2 separate regions of the Homo sapiens genome follow, and region 1 is linked to region 2. The links are chromatin contacts, found by Hi-C or POLR2A ChIA-PET in ENCODE. All regions are on one chromosome and are shown on one strand. Each heading gives the region's core, a stretch centred on a gene start or an enhancer-like site at or near the end of the contact. The rest is flanking DNA. Distances are from core to core; before and after follow the strand shown. Region 1 overlaps SLC25A25 (solute carrier family 25 member 25). Region 2 holds the start of CIZ1 (CDKN1A interacting zinc finger protein 1).

Region 1 (2,892 bases), core at 18-2,517, 97 kb before region 2:
GAGATGTCTTTGCTTAATATTCAAAGAGAGGGTGTCACTTTGTACCTTTTGATTGTTTTAGACAAGATTGGAATGGCTGTGGCACTAGCTTTGTGAGGAACTTTTATCTATAGACCTGCTTGCCTTATTACTACCTCGAATGGCCGGCTCCTTTTAAAATCACCTATTTTTGTCTTTAGCAGTTAACTGCTCTATTTTTCAGCATCATACAGTACCCCCTTGCCAGCTCTCCCCCCAGGGACTGCCTAGGATAGGACTGTCTGTTCTGAACAGCTTAGTTCCTGGCCTGCAGAATCAAGAGACCCACACCTTTTACTGGCTGATCCCCAAAAGAGAGACAGTTCAGCTGGCTGCAAACTGGGGGAGCCCCAAGTGGGATATGGGGCAGCTGGTTGGGCTTGAAGCCAGAGAGAAAGCAAATCTGAGAAGCATAGACTCTCAAAGCAGATAGACCAAGAACTGGAGTAACAGGAACATGGATGCAGCCCGCATCCTTTTCCAGAACAGTGCTCTGAAGGTGTTTGGGGTTTGTGATCACTGGCTGATTGGGGCTGGCCTCACCAAATCACAAAAAGGACCTCCAGAATGTTCTGGAAACATTTTTGAAAAGTTCACTTTAGGCCAGGCGCAGTGGCTCATGCCTGTAATCCCAGCACTTTGGGAGTCTGAGGTGGACAGATCACGAGGTCAGGAGTTTGAGACCAGCCTGGCCAATATGGTGAAACCCCGTCTCTACTAAAAATACAAAAATTAGCTGGGCGTGGTGGTGCGTGCCTGTACTCCCAGCTACTCAGGAGGCTGAGACAGGAGAATCGCTTGAATCCAGGAGGCGGAGGTTGCAGTGAGCCAAGATTGTGCCGCTGTACTCCAGCCTGGGTGACAGAGCAAGACTCTGTTTAAAAGAAAAAAAGAAAAGTTCACTTTGGTTCTCGGGCTTCTCAGTGTCCCAGAAGCACTACTTTGTTTTGCTCTCACTTCCCCTGTTTAAATATGTCTGCTAGTGAGTCAGGTTCCTGCAAGCTTTTATTCTAGGAACTGTTCCAGTTTTTCCCTTTATCTTTGTCTTACAGTTAATCTTCAGTTGGAGAAGAAAGCCATTACTCTGGAGTGGGAGGTGCCCTCAGCGGCATTCAAGCTTTCAAATCCTGAGGGGCTGTCTTCTCGGAAGCACAGAGAATTTTGCTTATTGTGTGTGTAACTGCCAAGTGTAGGCAGGTTTCATTGGAAACTGGCTACACTAGGCTGTCATGGCAACCTGATCATCAAATGACACTGTGGCCACAGCCGCCAATGAGGTTTGAGAGCCTTAAGGGTGGGTGGGGCTTGAGCGGCTGGATGCTGGCAAAGCTTCCTCATATTAATATTTCTGGCTCAGCCTGAGTCATTGCAGAGGAGGGGAGAGGAACTTTCTGACCTAATGCTACACTCCCAGAGGCACTGTACCTGCCCTGTTCTTATTCATGGTATTCCGGCCTTTACCTGAAGCACCTGCTTTCTTCTGGCATGTAACATAGTGGTAGAACAAGGAAAGCTTTTGGTGGCATTGGCAGATTTGCTGTGAGAAGATGCTCAGGAGAGGAACTGCTACTTTATAGATTAATTGCAATCTGATGCCACTGAATCCTAAGGGACCTAGTGTTGCTGTCACTGTTTCCGAATACTAGTCATAGGAATGGACATCGGAGGAGCTGAAACAGATGAGGGTCTGTGCCACAAAGTCAGAATAATAAAGAGCAGCGAGGCATCGCACACAATGCGCGTTGTGCCCAGATCTTGGAGTGTCAAGAAGGCCGGTGTGAAGCATCAGGGCTGAAACCCGAGGCCTGCTTTAGTTCCTCCATAATCTAGTTCTCACAGAGGCATTCAGAAGCTGTGACACAAACACCGTTTTTGGTTGTATTTAGCTAGGGCTCAACTTGCTCAAGTTACACCTTTCCCACACACCTGCCGCCTTCCAGTATGAGGTATCACCTACTGTCTGGCTTACCGGCATCCTTTGGGAACTGAATACTAAAATCTGTTTTGGGTGCTGTTTGAAGTGGATGTTGTAACAAGAACCCTGGGTGCAAGGCCCTGCCCTGCCCTTGACAGGCTTTGGGAATTGGGCAAATCAGGTCGCCTCTCCCAGGCCTGTTTGCTCAACTCGGAGATTAAGGGATGATCCCAGAGCCCCTCTGGGCCCCCACAGTCTGCAGTTCCAGGAATACAGCAGTTGTCCTGGACACTAGCACCTAGAGATGGGCTTATTTGGGTAGAACTCTCCATTTTTATATGAACATGGAGTCTTGAGTTACCTGTGAAACTCAGTAGGATGGATGATTTAAAAAACCAAATGCCAATTGAAGTTTATCCAATGAAGACATTCCATGAGACTCAGTCACAGCAGCAAATAAGTTAGAACCCTTTTAAAAATTAGCTGGGTGTGCTCGTGGGCACCTGTAGTCCCAGCTACTCGGGAGGCTGAGGCAGGAGAATCGCTTGAACCCAGGAGGTGGAGGTTGTAGTGAGCCAAGATCGCGCCACTGCACTCCAGCCTGGGCGACAGAGCAAGACTCCATCTTAGGAAAGACAAAGAAAAAAGAAGAAGAATACAGGTTTCACTTTTATTTAGTATCATTTTCAAATCTCAGATTTCTTTTGTTAAATACATTATAAAACTCAATGGTACAGTAATATGTGCCATAATTATTTTTAAAATATACTTTAATAGAAAGTGAAATCTCCAATTGAACTTATTCAGTCAAAATATTTGCTTTTTTATATTAGAATGACTGCAGTCATCACTAAAATGAGATATTCAACAGATCTGTATAATTTAGTTTCAGAAGCAAACAATAATTTAACAAAGGAAGACCAGCATTTTTTTTAATAGGGCAACATCTCATTTTATAA
Region 2 (2,941 bases), core at 367-2,866:
AGACATCTGGATGGTCAAGAGGCCCAGGCATCGGCCCAGCTTAGCCACTGCTGATGCAGGGCAAATGATTTCCCTTCTTAGCTTCTTCACCTGTCAGATGGCATCTAATCTGAATGTGAGTGAAGTGTGCTGAGTATTGCCCAAAGAGCCAGCACCATGGCCAAGGACACACCTCTGCAATCAGACAGATCTGCATTCAAATTAGCAGCTTAGGGACTTTCACCTCCTGGAGCCTTAGTGTCCTCATGAGTGAACTAGGATGCCAAGAATAGCTCCCTCTCAGGGTGGCTGTGTGGAGTTGAGATTTAGAGCAATGCGCTGCTAGGGAGCTACCACTAAAAGAGACTGAGAAGAGGCCTGGGGCCATCCATACCTTGCAACTGCTGTAAAAGCAAAGCTCTCTGCAGCATGGAGCCGTTGAGGAGGGAGGCTGAGTTGGTGCCCTGGAGATTCAGAAGCGGCTGCTGTGGCTGCTGCGGGGGGAGCCCCCTGTGTGTTGGGAGGGGGTGTCAGAGGGTTATTTGGAAAGTCAGACCTTCCTTCTTCCCCAAGGCTTCTCACCTCCATTCTCTGCCCCACTCTGTGGTAGACAGAGGACCCCTTGGGGCTGGAATTGGTGATCTCCAGGACTCAAACGGGGATGGCACTGGGAAAAAGGATGGGGATCGGGAGCTCCGAGACATGGGTCTGAGTAGCAAGGCTGAAGCCATCGCGCCCGAGAGGGGAACTCACCGGCTGACAGCCATGGGCAACGGGGCCTGTGGTGGGGACTGCTGGAGCAGCTGCTGGAGCTGCAGTAACTGCTGCTGCTGCAATTGCTGCTGCTGGAGCTGCTGCTGCTGTAACTGCTGGAGCTGCTGCTGCTGTTGCTGGAGCTGCTGCTGCTGCTGCTGGCTGAACATGGTGGCTAGGGGCAGAAAGCAGAGTGAGGCAAGGGGTCCCCACCATAAGTCAGGCCTGCTCCCCTCCCATCCACCGCCACTCCCCGCAGCCACAGCCCGCAGAGACTGCTGAGGAGCTTCACAGCTGCATTCCCAGTCCTGCCAAGAGCCTGCCACACTCGCTTGGCCCATCCTTCCAAGTTACCTCCAGTCCTGCTAGGGGCAAGATTCAACCACCCTCCTGCCAATGCCCCCCAGACACTGCCAACAGCCCCTCCTTCAAGTCCCTCCATCTCTCCATTTCTGGCGGCTCCATCCTCCCACCCTCAGCCTCAGCCTCTCTCTGCGCCCATCACTTCCTCACTCACAGCCCCTTTTCAATACCGCAACCCTCTCTGGGCCCCCGGGTGTCAATAACATCGGCACCCGTCCAACCCGGTCACCGTGGTCCTGAGCTCCGTGGGACGGCTTCTCTCCACCACCGCCACCTCCTCGCGCCCCACTCCGCCCGCTCCCACCCCGCCAGCCGCCTCCTCCGCAGACACAGCCAGCTCGCAGGCGGAGCCCCACGACCCAGCCGCCCCCGGCCCCGCACCTCGCCTCCCCGCGCGCCCTCAACGCTCAAGTCGCCCCCACGGATGGGCCGGCCCCGCAGCCCCCACGCCTCGGCCGGGCGGCTCCGGCCCGCGGGCTCCCGGCCTCCCCGCTGCTACTCCGGGGCCTGTGGGCTCGTAAGGCCCAAATGCGGGCGGGGCCGGCCGGGGCAGCGCCCTCTGGGGGACGGGAGGTCCAGGCGCCTCCGGCCGCGCCACCCGAGCCCGCCCAGTGCACAAGTCACGCTGGGGGGCGGCTGCGGGGCGCTAGCAGGTGCGAGGGGGTCCTGGGCGGCTCATACCCTCTGTCCCGCGTCCTCCGCATCGCGAAGGGGAGGCTCGGAGACCAAGGTCCGTCTGCCGCCCGGAAGGGTCAGCCATCCCGCGGGGCATCGAGGGGGACTTCCTTCCTGTTCCCAACCCACCTCCCTGCGGCCGCCGCGGTCCTGCGATCCTGGGGCCCCGCGCGGGGCTGCGGTGAGAGGGGGCGCGCAGTTGGCGGATGTACATTCATTCGAGGGACCCAGGCCAGGCGAGAGGGCGGCCAAGGTCTTACAGTCCGTCAGGAGTTTGCCCACGGAGGGGTGGAGGGAGAGTCCCCCTCCAAGTCTTTTCTCAGTAGATTTGGCTAAGGAAGGAGTAGGTGAGGAGGGTCGAGGCCAATTATCAAAAAATAGCCCTAGGGGCCGGGCGCTTCCGCCTGTAATCTCAGTACTCTGGGAGGCCGAGGCTGGAGGATCAAGACCAGCCTGGGCAAAATGGCGAAATCCCTCTCTACAAAAAATACAAACATTAGCCAGGGTGGTGGCGGGCGTCTGTAGTCCCAGCTACTCGGGAGGCTAAGGCAAGAGGATCACTTGAGCCCGGGAGGCACAGGCTGCAGTGAGCTGAGATCGCGCCACTGCACTCCAGCCTGAGCGACAGAGCAAGAGCTGTCAAAAAAAAAAAAGTAAAAATTTTAAAAAGAAAAGGAGAGGAAAACAGAGCCCTGCTCCCTTATCCTGCACCTAAAATGGTCCTGCCCCCAAGAACCCCCTTAACAACCGCTGTATCCCCCCATCCCCGCGCCGTAACAATCCTTGGCTACTAAGTAGTAATTCTTTTATTTATTTTTTATTTATTTATATTTTTGAGACGGAGTCTCACTCTGTCGCCCAGGCTGAAGTGCAGTGGCACGATCTGGGCTCACCGCAACCTCCGCCTCCTGGGTTCAAGTGGTCCTCCCGCCTCAGCTTCCAGAATACCTGGGACTACAGGCGCGGGCCACCACGCCCGGCTAATTTTTGTATTTTTAATAGAGACGGGGCTTCACCATGTTGGTCAGGCTAGTCTCGAACTCCTGACCTCAAGTGATTCGCCTGCCTTGGCCTCCCAAAGTGCTGGGATTACAGGGGTGAGCCACCTCTCCTGGACTAAGTAGCAATTCCGGCTCCCTTTTCTGTGGCTCCCTGCCTTGTGCGTGTCACA

Evidence for each region. Hi-C counts contacts between places; a loop is a spot of excess contacts on that map. ChIA-PET counts read pairs that join two places held with the same protein, here RNA polymerase II (POLR2A). Pooled maps may share reads with other maps.
Region 1: a loop to region 2 is called in a pooled map, with 2.8 times the contacts of the local background. The contact joins the enhancer-like site here to the promoter of CIZ1 in region 2. A Hi-C loop is called at or near these places in 4 of 50 pooled maps. POLR2A ChIA-PET finds 5 or more read pairs at or near these places in 6 of 52 experiments (BJ, H1, PC-3 and 3 more).

The regions. Positions count from the first base shown.
Region 1 is chr9:128,093,249-128,096,140 of GRCh38, forward strand. All of the region lies in intron 1 of SLC25A25 (solute carrier family 25 member 25), which reads left to right. Among named protein-coding and RNA genes, the nearest start is that of SLC25A25-AS1, 24 kb to the right of the region's middle. Within about 2 kb of position 1,268, at least 37 of the 41 ENCODE cell types and tissues checked have a DNase peak (open chromatin) inside an H3K27ac peak, as active enhancers do; they include PC-3, where a contact is called at or near this core.
Region 2 is chr9:128,189,956-128,192,896 of GRCh38, forward strand. It overlaps CIZ1 (CDKN1A interacting zinc finger protein 1), which reads right to left and starts at 1,617. Exons shown (of 17, transcript NM_001131016.2): 1 at 1,477-1,617; 2 at 733-907; 3 at 374-489. The coding sequence starts at 902. RefSeq lists silencers at 1,373-1,812, 1,600-1,767 and an enhancer at 2,655-2,941.